3 separate regions of the Mus musculus genome follow, and regions 2 and 3 are each linked to region 1. Evidence: chromatin loops called from intact Hi-C (ENCODE). Cell type or tissue: gastrocnemius. All regions are shown on one strand.

Region 1 (5,000 bases):
TGAGCAGAGATGAAGGGGGGAATTTTTCCTCAAACCAGAAAAGGTGATCTTCCAAACCACGTGATTATAAAAAGGGGAGGTTTCCCTCAGGTCGAGAAGAAGGCCATGCATAAGAGGACCAGGATCAGCACAAGACACCCCAAGACCAAGTTCTTAGCACAAAGAACTCTATTTGCCAAAAGGACAAAAGGCAGGGAACAAGAGATAAAGACAGGAGATAGAGGATGAGGGAGAAGGGGAAGGGAACAAGGGAGAGGGTGAAGGGGAGCAAGGAAAAAGGGGATATTTTCCCCATAGAGACCAAGGACTTCCTCTGGGTAGAGAGAGACGGTTAATAAAGAAAATGGAGGAAACCCCTGTGTTAGGATGAGGTGTTTAATTTTAATTGAGCGTGTTAATTAGGTGAGCTAAAAGGGGGCTTTTGATTTCTGGACTTCAATACTCAGATAGCTCTACCCAGAGAGTCAGCCTCAAGAGGAGCAAGTGGCCAAATAAGGAACTAGACCTCGGTGACCAGCTTCAGGAATATAGCTTCGGTAATGTAAAAACTAATAGTTTTTAGCAAGGCAGAGGGAATGGGGGAGAAGGGCAAGGCCTGCCAGAGCCGTGTTTGCCATGCTCGGGCTGAGAGTCTCTTAATGGTACATGCTAACCCCACCCCATTGTACTTGACAGCGTGCCAAAGGTCATCGTGCTTAATAAGCCAAGGGAAACGAAGACACCGAGAGAGAACCAAAAGGATCGGAGCATCAGTGTTTACTCTCAAATGACGTGACATCCATGTGGGGGCCACCCAGGAGTCAGCCATCCAACGGGTGAATCGAATGACGTCAGTGAGCACAGACGCACTGTGAAATAAAACTGAGCTATGGCCCGAGACAGGGAAGATAAAAATTAAACCTCTTGTGATGGTGTCAATAAGGCAGCAGCCATTAATAACAACTGCAGCTTGTTACTGAGAACACCAAAGCCCTGAAAATAGAAATGAAGGAAGAGCGGTCAGGGTAAACATGTGGTTTAGATGAAAGTGAAGTGCTGTAGTTTTGTGTGACACCGACACACTCAGTGCATTGTGGGGGAGGCGGTCAGGTCTGACCAGGGGCAGCTTGCCTGGCCTGGCTTGTGGGTCAGTTCACTTTAATGGATATTAACTAGATGCATTTGTGGGAGCTTATAGAACTGCCCCAGCCTGCACAGATCATTCATTTGAGACAGCAAAGGACAGCTGATTGGGAAAACGGGAACAATGACTTTTAATTAACACATTAGAAGCTGGGGTGCTTATGAACCGATTATCGCTCTGTAGCACAAATAGCCTGGGTAAAGACGGATGAGCTGGACACCCAGAGTAGTCAAAGAGCAGCAACGTGTAGAGGCAGGGCCACGTGCCGAGGGGCGGCCTGAAATCTATTTTCTTTATTGCAATCTTCCTCCATGACGAGAGGATGCCAACCTACTGCCATGGGTTGTCTGATCTCACCAGATTCTGTTATTTGGTTGGGGAGGATATAGACCTTGCACAAGCTTTGCTTGCGATAAAACACTAAATTACTGTTGCGGTACTAGCAGAGAGTGGAGATCAAGCTGGGGCTGGGAGAAAGGATGCTAACCTACATACTCACATAGTGAACATCCCCCTTGACGCTCTTGATGCTGCTACTGTGGCTGGCTGTCCACCTGGAAGAGCCCCGTGGAGGAGCAGCTCCCATCCCTGGGCATATGGACCTCACCTGCCCAAGAGAACCCCCGAGGGAAGGCCACGTGTGGGGTATGAACAGAAGCGGGCTACTGCTGACTTGCCAAAGGAAATGCAGTGGTCCCTCAGTGTCTTGGGAATCCTGTGGTGATGAGCACAAGAATTCTGGGAATATCTCCAGCCCCTGCTTTGAAAACAGCTCCCAGCTGAAGTCCGCGGCCGCCACCCAGTGGTAGACGCTGGAATTTGGGATTTAAAAAAAAAAAAAAAAAAAAAAAGTGTGCTGTAATGACAGGGCCTCTTGTCAGGATATCCAGAGTGCTACCGACCTAGACACTGCCTCTAGTTCTGGTCGGCATAAAATAATCTGAAAATTTGAAATTCCAATAAAGGCTGGGTAAACCTCTAAGATGAATTCCCAGAGAGTTCTGGAATGAACAGGAATGGCTACCAGGATAGTGGACCTGTGTTTTTCTTCCGTGGCCGAGTACCAGAGGGACTGACAATCCTGTCCCCACATGGGCAGTGTCCAGGAAGCAGCTCTCAGGAGGTTCTTCCAGCAACCAGCTGATGAGACTGCAGATGGAAGAAGGAAGTTTCTAGAGACTGATGAGCAGTGGTTGGGGGCAGGGGTAGTCGAGGGGGTGATAAGCAAGAGCCCCGTGTGGTCTTCCCACTGACTCCAGCAGTGGCCAAGAACCAAGCTGTGTGGCCAGTGGGAATCTGGTCTGGTGAAGGAGGATGCCCATGTGGGAGTAAGGTCCTGCTGAGGGTGAATATGGTTTCCCCCCATCATGTTGAGGCCTCATGCCTCAGGTGGAGTGGGAGATGGGGGCTGTGTGGGCGGTACTGAGAGCATGGGGTGGAGTCCTTCCAACAGGCTGTTTCAGGTGGGCCTAAGTTCTTCCTCTAGGACTGTCTTGGTTGGTTAGTTGGTTGGTTTGAGAGTGTCAGAAAGCTGAGCCTGGCTCCCCACACACTTGCACACTCTTCCCACGTGCCTGCTCTTAACCTCACGTGCACTTTTGCTGAGGGATACACTTGCCCTCTCCTGACACGGATGGGGCCCTTGATCTTTATAACTTCTCCGACTGCTGTGATATTCCCCTAAGCAATCTCTTTTCCTTATACATTACGCAGCTCCAGGTGGCTTGTTGCAGCAATGGGCTAAGACACGGTTTGTCGGCATCGCTGGAAGTCTGACAGATGCTACTTTCCATCAAACAGTGGTAAATGCAGACTCACCGCTGCCCAAGGCACTGAGGATAAATGACGGATGAGCAGCCAACCCTGAAGAAGACATTGAAAGCGCCCCCTCCACAACTCAGGGAGCATTGTTGAAGAAAGGACAGAAAGAATGCAAAAGCTGGAAGATAAGGACAAGGACAGTGAGTGATGAGCCGTTCTGGGCAAGACTGAGCCCTCTGAATCATGAACTCAGGGAGGTGTGGATACCTGTGCTGGATCTGCATGATAATGGGTTTGTCAACAGACAGCAGTGGGCAGAGGAGGGGCCCAGGGGGCTCTGCCCATCACTGGTGAACTATTCGCTCCTTATGGATTCAGAGAGAGAGAGTCAGTGGCTTCAGCTGTTAACACACTGGTGACCCCACCCAGTTCCATTGAATAGGTGTAATCCAGCGCTTACACAGATGGTCTGTGTTAAACCAGATGGGTCAGAAAAATAAAACTTAAAGTCATGCATGTGGGGAAGGGATCTGAGGAGGAGGAGGTGAGCTGATGGGCTGGGGGAAAGAGAAGAAAGAATGGGGGCAGGGAGTAATCAGAAATATATATATATATATATATATATATATACTGTGAGATTGTCATTAAACCAAATTAATTAATAAAAATAATTTCTCTTGTAACGTAATAGACCATCTAACAGAGGCAAACAGTGCAGGCAGCCATGAACACAGCAAAAGTCTTTCCACTATGGGCAAAAAGCACCTTCCTGCCAGGTGGCCACACAAACCTCTCACTCTTCCCAGGCAATGCCAAGAGCTTGGCCTCCTTGATTCTATACCTATGACTGTATGAAGGATGAAGGACTTGTTATAGCCATGATTATTTTATAGGTTTGGTTTGGTCTATGTTGCCCAGGAACTGGGAAAGGACCATCCACGCCTGAGTTCACAGGCTCTGGCAGGGACTGATGAAAAGTGCTTTGGCTTTTTCTGGGAACCTAAGAAGATGCCCAAATGGGCAATGAGCATGTGGGGACATAAGACCCACCTACGCCATCCTGTGTCCAGACAGCTCACTTGTGGGTTCAGCTGGCTCAGCAAATAACACACTGTAGGACATGGGACTATTTCCAGCTTTGAGAGATTGTGAAAGGAACAGCCATATAGATGGAGGTATCTGGAGTTGTACATGAATATATGTCTAGTTTTACAACTCAATAAGAAACTGCTAGACGTCCTTTACAGAGCAGCTGGACTGTCTTGCTCACACTGGCAGTGTAGGAGAGTCTGCACCCACCACCATCCGGAGCTGTCTGGTGTTCTATTTTAGCCTCTCTGAGAAGCTGGAAGGCCTGCTTGGTTGTGTTTGATTTGTGACACCTACTGGCTGATGGGCGATTATGACTTTGTGGAAAGGTTGGTTGGGTTATCAGCTCGCTTCGAAACTGGACCGAGCCTTGTTCTCTCTGATGGCCTTGCTGAAGATATAGGTAGCTTGAGCCTACCTATACTCTGGGACTCACTCTCCTGCCTGGGATCAGTGGCTTCTATCACTCTGCCCACCTGGCAAGTCTGTTTGTCTTAGACATAAGCCGTGATATTTGTTCTGGTCCATCACAAGAAAGATGTCTCTGTCTACATCAAAAGTTCAACTTTGCCTTTTCACTCATGAGTGATGACAGTCATAAACTGCAGGCCTGAGTAGGGCCTTACCTCAACCTCATCTTCTGGACTAGACCTCGTCATCACTCTCCACAGAGACATGTCCCTCCCTGCCTTGAAGAGCAAAGGTGGCTCCAGTCAGGACAGGGCCATGTAGCCAGAGTGAGGGAATGGAGAGAAGCTCTGCCCAGGGCCTGAAGGCTTGGACAGGGTGCTGGGGACAAGGAGCAGAGACACCAAAAGGCCTGAGTTCCTTGCTAGCCCATGCCATCCAGCACAGGAGACCAGGGCTAATTGGCGGTGTGGGGCAGACACACTGTACTGTGGGGTAATTGGGCCCTGGAGTCCCACGTCCTCGCACATGGGGAAGGAAGCTTCCCTTTTCTCTCAGTGCCTCCTTTAAACCAGCTGTGGCTCAAGTGGGCCAGCTGCTCTGAGGGATTAGCCAGGCT
Region 2 (5,000 bases), 87 kb before region 1:
CTAGGGGTTACTCTGTGGGTAAAATGCTTACTGGGAAAGCCTGAGACCTGTGTAAAACACCCCCAACCTCAGTATACTGCCTGGCACCCTGGTACAAGACCGCGCGCAGCTGCAGTCAGCTGTGGGGGAAGGGGTGTCTGGATTTGAGGTTACTTCTTAGGACTGGCCTCCCCTATTTTGTGAGAACTTGAGGTGCTCTGATTGCAGCAGAAGAAAAGTCTCAAATATGACAACAGAAGATCAAACCCAAGCCCTGATACTCTTGGTCGGGGGTGCTCCTAGTATCTTAATGCAGCCTGTGTACAGATGGGATGTGCTGGTAATTTTCTGAATCTTTCTCCTCTATACTGTTCAGCATAGAGTTTGCATCCCTCTTCATGCCAAACTGGCTCTGATTAAGGAGGAATCCTCTCCCGGGAAGTCTGTAAGCTGACTCTTCACTTTTTGCACTACTAACATCTACAAGGTGAAGAAGAGTCTGCACTTGAGTAAGGGTGAGCCAAAAGACGCTGCCAACTGTTCTTTTCTAGCATTGAGTTCTAACACTGCGGATAACATCACATGGATTGTTCCCTCTTAACTGCTAAAACTGCGTAAAATGGCAGAGAGAGACAGAGAGACAGACAGAGAGAGACAGACAGACAGAGAGACAGAGACACAGAGAGAGAGAGACAGACAGAGACACAGAGACAGCAGTCAGAGACAGACACACAGAGGGAGAGGATGGTGGGGGAGATAATATCACTGAAATTGAGATACATGCCATTTACAAAACAGAATGTGCCAGAACTGTTTAAATAAAGGAAGACTTTGACTAGTTAAACCTGAAACCTGGGAATGAGGTTGGGGTCTGGAGGCCAGGAGAGGAAATTGACAGAGACCTGCAGGGTGCCCAGAAAGGGCAAATGGGATGATTTTACACCTTGACCTCCTCTGTCTACTCTCTACTTCCCAATGGCAGATGCCTTCAGCCTTCAGCCATGCTTAGAGATCAGTTCCCTCTCTGTAAGTCTCCTGGGCAGGAACAGGATGGAACTGGGGGCTGGGATCAGACACACAGGGAAGTGACACAGACAAGCCCCACGGGTAGAGGAAAGCAGGCTATTGTAAAGTAACGTTCACCAAGGCTTCCTCCTTACTCGGAGACATCTGTGGGGATGAGTAAGTCCTTGCTATAGTTACAAGCTGCCAGGCCAAGGTTGAAGATTCCACGCACTGGGAATCTTATTGTAGCAGCATCTCTAACCCCTGGCTGGTGGTTGAAGAAAGGTGCTGGGAGCCAATGGCATCTAAGCCCCTCATGCCTCCAGCAGTGCACTATGCCTTCTGTCAGAACGAAAGTGTAAGTGATTCAGTCTTCTTTGCTCTTTGGAGCCTTGAAGAATGTGCCTCATTCACATTTTTTAAATGCTTGGCTAATGATATACATTCAAGAAAGCCAGGGAAGATGGTGAACAGATGGATGTGTTGATGGATACATGGAGGGATGGATAGAGAAAAAGAAGACAGGAAGGCAGAAAATCGGAAACAAGAGAACAAAGAGAACAGGATGGGTAGACATAGTATCAAAAGTAGATACTCTGTTTCCTAAGGATCCTTCCCTTCTGTGACCCTAGCATGGCTCCCAATGATGTCACTAGCCACTCTCCTTCACCAGACTGTGCCTCTGTCCCAGCCTCCTCAGGGCGTCCTTCACATCCTTGTTCCGCAGACTGTAGATGAGGGGGTTGAGCATGGGGATGACCAGGGTGTAGATTGTGGAGACCACCTTGCCTTGCTCCATGGATGCCACACCTCCTGGCTGGCCATATATAACAAAGCCAGTTCCATAAAACAAGGACACAGCTGTCATGTGAGAGCCACAGGTGGAGAAGACCTTGTGTCGCCCTGACCCTGAACGCATTCTGAGGATGGTGACAGTGATGTAACCATAAGAGATGATGACCACAAACACAGCACACACAATGATGAAGCCACAAATGCCAAACATGACAAGCTCATTGATAGCTGTGCTGGCACAGGCCAGCTGAAGCAATGGGGGCACGTCACAAAAGAAGTAGTCAATGTAGTTGGAGCTGCAGAAGGGCAGCTGGAACGTGAGGCTGGTTTGCACAATGGAGTTTAGGCACGCCACACAGAAGGTACCCAGGACAAGACGGGCACAGGTCATAGGGCACATGGTCACAGGGTACCTCAGGGGACTGCAGATGGCCATGAAGCGGTCATAGGCCATCACAGCTAAGAGCACAGCCTCGGTGGCAGCCAACAAGGAGAAAAAGAAGAACTGAGTGGCACATCCTGCAAAGCTGATGGTCTTAGAAGAAGAGAAGATGTTGGCCAGGGCATTAGGGATAATGACAGAAGAGAGGCAGAGGTCAACAAAGGACAGGTTCTTGAGGAAGAAGTACATGGGGGAGTGCAGGCGGGCATCCAGGGTGATGACCATGATCATGGTGAGGTTGCCCAGGATGGTCACCACGTACAGGACAAGGAAGACAGCAAAGAGCAGGGCCTGGGTCTCTGCACTTCCCCCAAATCCCACCAGCACGAACCCCTGCAAGGACACTGGAGTGAGACTTCCATTCCTGTGGACTGATGTGGCCATGAGTGGGGTCAATTGAAGAGAAGAAGGTGGAGGCAGAAAGAGGGAGCAGTCACTGGTGCAGTCTCAGGTTCCGCACACTGAAGGAACCTGCTGGTGACATGCTGTCTGTTGTGCAGAGAAGCTCACTAGCTGCTCTGATCTCCTCCCAGATGAGCAGATATGACCTGAAAGCAGACATTCCTTCAGATTTACTGAATTAGTAAGGTTTTTCCTGAGCCCTCCCTCTGTAGAAGCATGAGCTGTGCTCTAGGATATGAAGGGACTTGCAGACCTTACAGACTCTCAGAATACAGGGTTTCAGTAACCCTGTGCCTGCCTCTGGGCTCGGCCCCCTCACTTCCATGAGAAGTTCCCAAGCAGTTTTATTGATGTTGCTGTCTTCTGAGTTCCACTAACTGCACTCCCCAAAATTACCACCCCTAAACTGAGTTACTCTTCTTACTGATTCACAACTCTCTGTCCTCCAACAAATTGCCTGGGTGATTCTCTCACCTGTAGGATGGAATCAAAGCAGGAAACCATTCTTCCCACACTGAGGCTTAGCCTCTGTGTCCCCTACATTACTCTAACTTCACCTCAGCAGCTGTGGCTCCAGTGCTGGTGTGCAGTGGCGATCAGTGTGCAGATTCTGCTTGCTTGATGTGTGTGGTTGCTGCTGCCAATGTCCAGATGTTGGAGATATCGGTGAGGGGGCAGCCCTGTGTTCTCAGTTGCACCAAGACTAGGGCCTGGACATGTTTGGGACATGCTGATGGCTTCTAACATGATGTCATTGCCAACTCTGTTACCTGCTCTAACACTAGCTTTGGGAGCTTCATAAGGCCTTACTCTTTCCCATGGAAAACGAGAAGAAGCTGGTGACTGTCCAGTGTCTTTTGGCCGCTCATGGACACTTTCCGTTGTTATTATTATGTGCACAATCAGGAATACATACAACTGCCCCATGGAGCTGGCTGTGATTGTTACTGTTTTTTTCAGGATGATTTTTTCCAGGGGCTGATGGAGTTAGGAGCTTGGCTACAGAGAGATAGAATGTATATTCTACATTATTCTAGGATCCCAGGAAGTCCCTGAGCTATATGGGTCCAGTTGTTGCAATGTCCACCATACTGGGCATACAGTGAGAGCATGGAATCTGGAGGCCCTCATCTAATCCCTCAAACATATACTTCATAACTTAATCTCCATAATTGCATGGCCAAAGGTGTGCATGAAGCTTTGTACTCACTCCTGAGGCAACAGACGTGGACCTAGGTACTTACCACATATGTCAACTTTGTGCTCGGTGTGCTGTGTGTAGATAGGTCCATGCCACAGCTGGTGCTAGGCTTCCTGTTGGAGCAAGGACAAGCATCATCTCTCCAGCTTGCCAAGGATGTGATCCACCTAGAGACATAAGTGGAAGAGGAAGGGGGCCGTGGACAGCTCTGCTGTGGGAGATCTGGGTAACAGGGACTGTGAGGAGGCAGCCTGTACCCATCTCAGCCTCGCCCCTCCTAAGTCAGCAGTATCACTGTCCTTTGATGGATTCAGAGCTTCTGCCCAGCTGGCTGCAGAATCGGAACTGATGGTCAAGATGATGTACCCTGGGTCCACCCTCCCAGCACTATCAGCCCTGACTTGGAACAATGTGAGACTTGGCCACAGAATAGAAAGGCTTTGTCTCACGAGCTAAGTTCACAATTACTGCTGAGCACACAACCCTGATGTCCACAGTGTGTCTCTTCTGTTCGGCATTCTGAACACATTGACCTTACCTTATCTAGCTGAGACCCAGGACTCACCCAAAGTCAGATAGCTATCATGCCTCCTCCCAAGATCCCCATGCTATTGAGGCTGGTCTGTGCTGAATATAGACACCAGGGTTCCTTTTCCTTCTGAGGTTAGCTATGGCTTTCTGGACAATAGAATGAGGTAAGTATGGGAAGAGGTGGAGATTTGCTCCTCATGAGAGTCTGTGTTTGCAAATCCTGCATGCAGTAGGTTCTGTGTCTTATGAGGTATGAGCTGTGGCTTTCCTGGCCTTCCTTACTCTCCCATACCTGTTATCAGGGCAGTGTTTGGGCATCAATACTTGGGTTCTTTTGGGGAGTATATTGCGGGTGGTAGAGTTGAGACTGGCAATCTCCAGTGGCCAATTAAGGAGACACTGTCTTCTGTGGCATATGGGACTCAAACACCATAGCCTCCAGAGGTATAACAATGGCTCTGGACAAGATAAGCCACATAGCCTTTCTCTCCTGGTGAGTTTGCAGGAAGGTTGTGGTCCTCAGGGACTTGAGAGGGCCCTATCAGGATGCCAGATGATTCAGAGCAATCTTACCAGTATCCTCATTAAATTCACTATCTGAGTAAGACATCATGGCCTCCTGGCCATCGCCTTTCCTCCTCCTCC
Region 3 (5,000 bases), 130 kb before region 1:
TTTCTATTGCTGCAACAAAACTATGACCACAAGCAAGTTGGGGAGGAAAGAGTTCATTTGGTTTACACTTCCAGGTTGTAGTCCTTCACTGAGAGAAGTCAGGACAGGAACTGGAGCAGGGCAGGAACCTGGGGGCAGGAGCTGATTGAGAGGCCATGAAGGGATGCTGCTTACTAGCTTGCTCAACCTGCATTCTCATAGAACCTAGGACCACCAGCCCAGGAATGACCCCACCCACAATGGGCTGGCCTTCCTCTATCAGTCACTAATTAAGAAAATGCTCTACAGCTGGATGTCTTAGAGGCATTTCCTCAACTGAGGCTCCTTTCTCTCTGATGACCCTAGCTTATATCAAGTTGACACAAAACCAGCCAGGCATGCATGCGAGAAAGGCAATGAATTGCAGTCCAGAAACTGGTGTTCGGGGCACTCGAACTGGGTGATAACCCATCATCCACACCACCTCTGCTGACAGAAAAACATTCTCCCAGAAACAGGATAACCCATTTACGTTCCTCCTAGGCTGGAAACTGAGCTAGCGGGTCCTTCCCTGCACCCCTCTAGCCCATGCCACAGGGCCTGGCTGGTTCTGGGAGCTCTGTAGCCTACGATATCAAGTCCTAGAGACATAACATTTAACCCTCCCTGTGGTATTAGAAACATGACAGACAAGTCACTTTCAGTTCAAAGGAACTGGGGGAAAGGCTGTGTTACGGCGAGCAGAGATCAGAACTCTGCAGTGGTCTGAGGTGAGAGAGTCACGTCTGCCCAAGGGCTTCTTCTAAGTAAATGGGCCTGTATGGCACTGGATTGATGTCACTCCTGTTGCTGCTGACCTGTGTCTCTGGTATCCTGTCCCCTGACTGGAGTCCAAGGCAGATCCTTCGGCTTGTGTCAGCATGTCCGACGTGGTGAAGCCCTTGTGGGAAAAGCTCAGATGACATCCTTCACAGCCCAGGGTCAACACCAGCCCTTCCTGGGTTCCTGGGAATCTTTTCCCATGATGCAGAGAAATGCAGATGACAAAGAATCCTGTGAGAAAAAACAAACAAACAAACAAACAAAAAACCATGGGCCATGTGAGACCCATCCTTCTGTTGGGGGTCGCAAATGACCACAAGCTAAATATTCCTTGCTGGGAAGGGTATGTACTCCACCTCTCAGGGAGGCAGCTGTGGTGAACCAGGCAACTTCCCAGTGAGATGCCTGGCTCAGTGGTTCAGTTAACCCTTTATGTCACCGAGAAGCCACCAGTGGAGCTTCCTGCAGTCAGGGCAGGGCCTATAGCAATCCCTGGATCCTTGGCCTCAGCAAGATCTTTCAGTTCTGCCTGGGCTGGTTTCTGGATCCATTAGCCCCCAGGAACCCAGATGCTCTCTGTGCGTATTGGGGGTGCAGTATTGATTCCAGATGGTGGCCTCAGGTAGCGCCACACCTATCTTGCTCCTGCCTTCTGATCCCAGGCTCAGCCTCCAAAGCAGCCCGCCTCTTCCCATACTCTATGGGATGACAGCAATAGACACCTGCTTGTCTGTGCACATTGTAAGTGTGTACACACCTGTGTGTGCATATGGTGTTGGGAAGATGAGTGTTTCACCTAAAGTGAATATTTGGGGGTGGGTGGGTTGGGGGACAGATCCCTGGAGATGTTTGAGACATGAAACTTCCGCTAGAAAAGCTGGTCGCTTGAAATTCAAATGTAACCATGCGTCCTGTATTTCTTTCAGCCACACTGGAGTCCCTAGGACCCCCCAACCCCATCTCATCCCAATCCAGGTCAATTCTTCGTGGTTTCTGAAGGGGTACTCGCCGGGGTTGACCTGGGACCTTTTCAGAGAGTCTATGGTCAGTTCAGGAAAAGAACGAGGTATTTTAAAAGAAGGTGATCACATGCTTTCACATTTCAGCTTCAGATCCGTATGCGGTCAGTCTTATGACATGGAAGGAGACTTTGATTATTCCAGAACACAAACCCTGTCCTGTGGGCCAGCTGCACAGGAGCCTGTGAGCATGGCGCCCCCTGGAGGCCATCTCAGAAACATTCCACTCCAAGCTCTGAGCCTGTTCTCCAAGCAGCCTGGGACCGGCTGTCTCACCCCAGGCCCTTCTAGATTTCCTGTTAAAGCTGCCACACCCGCATCAGCTGTGGTGGCGTGGAGGGACTTCCACCTTGACAGGCTTTGCCAAGTCAGCTCAACACGCTCCCAGAATTCTCCCTTTTCATGTCCAAGGTAACATGTTTAGTTAAGCTCTTTAAAAGTCCGATAGGGATGTGTGTGTTTGAGGACAAACATGGGTGACATTAGAAGTCTGCGCCCCCCTCCTTTGTAGGAGCAGGGATGGCACTTCCCAAAGGAAATGTGTCTACCAGGGCATGTTTAGAGGGACAAGGGGCAGCATGACTTCTAGAACCTCTGAATCCCAGCTCTGTGTGGTCACATGACGCCACTCTCCTTGGGTTTGAATCCAGCCAGAAGACTCCAGCCCTGTCAGTGAGGTACTGCTCAGTCCCTGGGACACCCGGGTACTCTGCAGGCACAAGCGGGAGGGCAATGCTGCCATCTGGGACGGAGGACTTAGGGCAGATGTCAGTCTGGGAGATGTGAGGAGAAGGCAGACTGTGAGCCATCACCCCCTACACCCCAGTACTTATGCTGGCCACGGTCCAGGAAACAGGAAGTGACTCTAGGATCAGTTATAAGCCACTTCCGAGGCTTTGCGGGGCTCGGGGATGTATGAACAGTGCAAAACACAGGCGGACCATTCCGTGGCAGAGAAGAATGCAGGAAAACACACTGGCACGATGAACTGTGGCCTTGAGACTTTAAATTATGAGCACCTGCCTGTGTCCATGTTGGGACAGCTCAATGGATGATGGTAAGCTACTCTGGGCTCTGCCTTCTAGGAGAATGAATTTGGGTTGCGCTAGCATTTCAGAGTACAGGCAGGGGCATCTGCGAGGCTCAAGGAGTAATTATTAGTCAGATGTGGTGTCCATGGATGGACAGCAGGGGGCGCCAGATACCTCTGACTCATTCCCAATCCTGGCGTTCGTTACCACAGGGTCCTTTTCAAGCTGACTGCCACGGGAGATAACAAGGGGCCTCTGTCCAGCAGAGTGGCCTTATACATCTAAGCATCTCTTGAATCCAAGCAGACAGACTGTTAAGACCTTGGAGGTTCCCTCCGAGTTTCTGTGTGGGGCGGGATATTATGCACTGGATATCATGCAGGCTTCTGAGCAGTCACTGGGCAGGTTTCAAGTTTGCCCATCCTATATGGTATTGTTCCTGGGCCCGACCTTTGGGAGCTTTTGAGAATTCGAACTCTTCCCTGCCCTCAAGCATTGAATTTTAGAAGGAATCCTAGCAATTATTAAAGGATGGAATCCAGTGTTTTGGGATTCCCATCAAATGTAGGAATGCAAGGGCCCTGGGGAAGGCATTTACCATTAAAAAAAATGACATTTACTTATTGTGTATGTGTTTGCAGTGTGTTCCAGGTGTGTATGTGTAGGTCAGAGAACAACTTGTGGGAGTTCGTTCTCTCCTTCCAGCATGTGAGATGTGGGGATCGAACTCGGTTTAGCAGCAAGCACTTCTACCTGTTCAGCCATTTTAATGGTCCCTCTTGAAGGCAGAGTGGTCTGCAGGAGAACAGGGAGACAGATGGGTGAGGTGCAAAGGAGATGTGTTCTGGGTGGGCGGGGGCAGGGGGTGTCTCTGTCCAGGCCAATGAGATAAGGTGTCTGAAGGATCCAGGCAGAGAGGAAGTGTGTAGGGGTGGAGATGTGGTGCAGGAAAGAACGTGTGTCCCAGGAGGTTTGGAGGACCTGGGAGATCAGGACCTGGGAGATCAACTGACCACTATAAGCCAGGGTAAGTAACAGAGAGTTGCTGATGGTGGGGCTGTTTTTATTTAAAGCTTTCTTACATAAAATAATAAATGAAGGAAAGTACACACCCACAAAGGGAGGAGAAAGCAAATGAATACCCATAGTTTCCTCTCCCGGGCTCACGGCTGCTGGTTGGCAAATTCTTATATTAGGTAAGCAGTCTCAAACCAGTCTGCATGGTTTCTTTCATGCCGTGCTTCTTCCACAGGTGTCTTTCCATGGTAGCCTTCAGATAGGGGCTCATCAGGTGGACAGTTGATTGCCTCACCCTGGCAGCCCTCTATGGCCAGATGCGCAGGCTCAGGGTGTCTGCTCCTTTGTGCTCTGACTAGAGCCTTTCTCTTCGCCAGATCCTCTTGGTCTGTGCTATAAATCAGGGCTGTGAGCACGGCTGTGCTGTAAACCAGGGTCGTATGTCCTCATGAATCCTATAACTGGAGGTGGTTCAAGGACCCTGGCACAGCTGCCCTAAAGCACCACACCTCTTGTAGCACAGGGGCCAGGGGGTTGGAAATGAAAGCCAGAGGCTTTCTCCTCCATGGCTGCACCTCAATGCTACTGGATCATACGCCAGCTCTGGGTCTCTGGTTAGATTTAGGCTGTTACCTGGAGAAGGAAGGGGACTTGAAGGGACCCTGGGCCACACAACTTCAGAACAGGGTACCAGAATCTTTGAGAGTTCTGGGGGGATTGAGAAACAATGGAGACTCTTACCCTGGACCTCGGGCCTGTATCCAGCAGGGTGCTGGGACCTCACAGGGCACAATGGAGATCATCAACCTGGACTTAGGCTCTGCACCAACAGGGTGTTGAGACCCAGGGGCGGGTCCATGGGGCTACACTTCCTCTGACAGGTGGGCACAGGTTCTATCAAGGGATAACCACAGAGGTCTGAGCTTAAGGCCCTGGTGTTTACTGCTACTTATCCTCTGGCCTTCTCTATTAGAGACTTGGAGGAAAGCTCTGATCTGAGGGAGGGGTCCAGCTTGGCTCACACTTCCTCTCTATGGCTGCTCTACCAGTGTAGTGTCCTGGGTGAAGGAGTGTCTGCAGGCTTACAGAGGCCACGGGATCACAGGGTCCTGTAGCACAGCAGGGGAATTTC

What was found. Hi-C counts contacts between places; a loop is a spot of excess contacts. Peaks named below come from ENCODE experiments on the same cell type or tissue, not always from the same donor. Only the 100,000 strongest peaks of a DNase experiment are listed, where the experiment ranks them.
Region 2: a loop joins it to region 1, with 4 times the contacts of the local background. A loop is called at or near these places in 31 of 42 quality-filtered maps.
Region 3: it touches region 1 in a loop (9-fold over the local background); 9 of 42 quality-filtered maps call a loop at or near these places.

The regions. Positions count from the first base shown.
Region 1 is chr1:92,518,411-92,523,410 of GRCm38, reverse strand. Olfr1414 (olfactory receptor 1414) reads left to right here and starts at 4,896. Exons shown (of 2, transcript NM_147039.2): 1 at 4,896-5,000. In gastrocnemius, a CTCF peak has its summit at 1,912 (motif pointing left); DNase peaks (open chromatin) are centred at 709, 1,438, 1,825 and 2,268.
Region 2 is chr1:92,605,444-92,610,443 of GRCm38, reverse strand. Olfr1410 (olfactory receptor 1410) reads right to left here and starts at 2,605. Exons shown (of 1, transcript NM_146491.1): 1 at 1,637-2,605. The coding sequence starts at 2,605. The coding sequence ends at 1,637. In gastrocnemius, no CTCF peak of the experiment used is centred here; no DNase peak of the experiment used is centred here.
Region 3 is chr1:92,645,982-92,650,981 of GRCm38, reverse strand. Otos (otospiralin) reads left to right here and starts at 2,141. Exons shown (of 5, transcript NM_153114.2): 1 at 2,141-2,231. In gastrocnemius, a CTCF peak has its summit at 2,032 (motif pointing left); DNase peaks (open chromatin) are centred at 2,030 and 3,020; H3K4me3 peaks cover 238 bases; H3K27ac peaks cover 1,835 bases.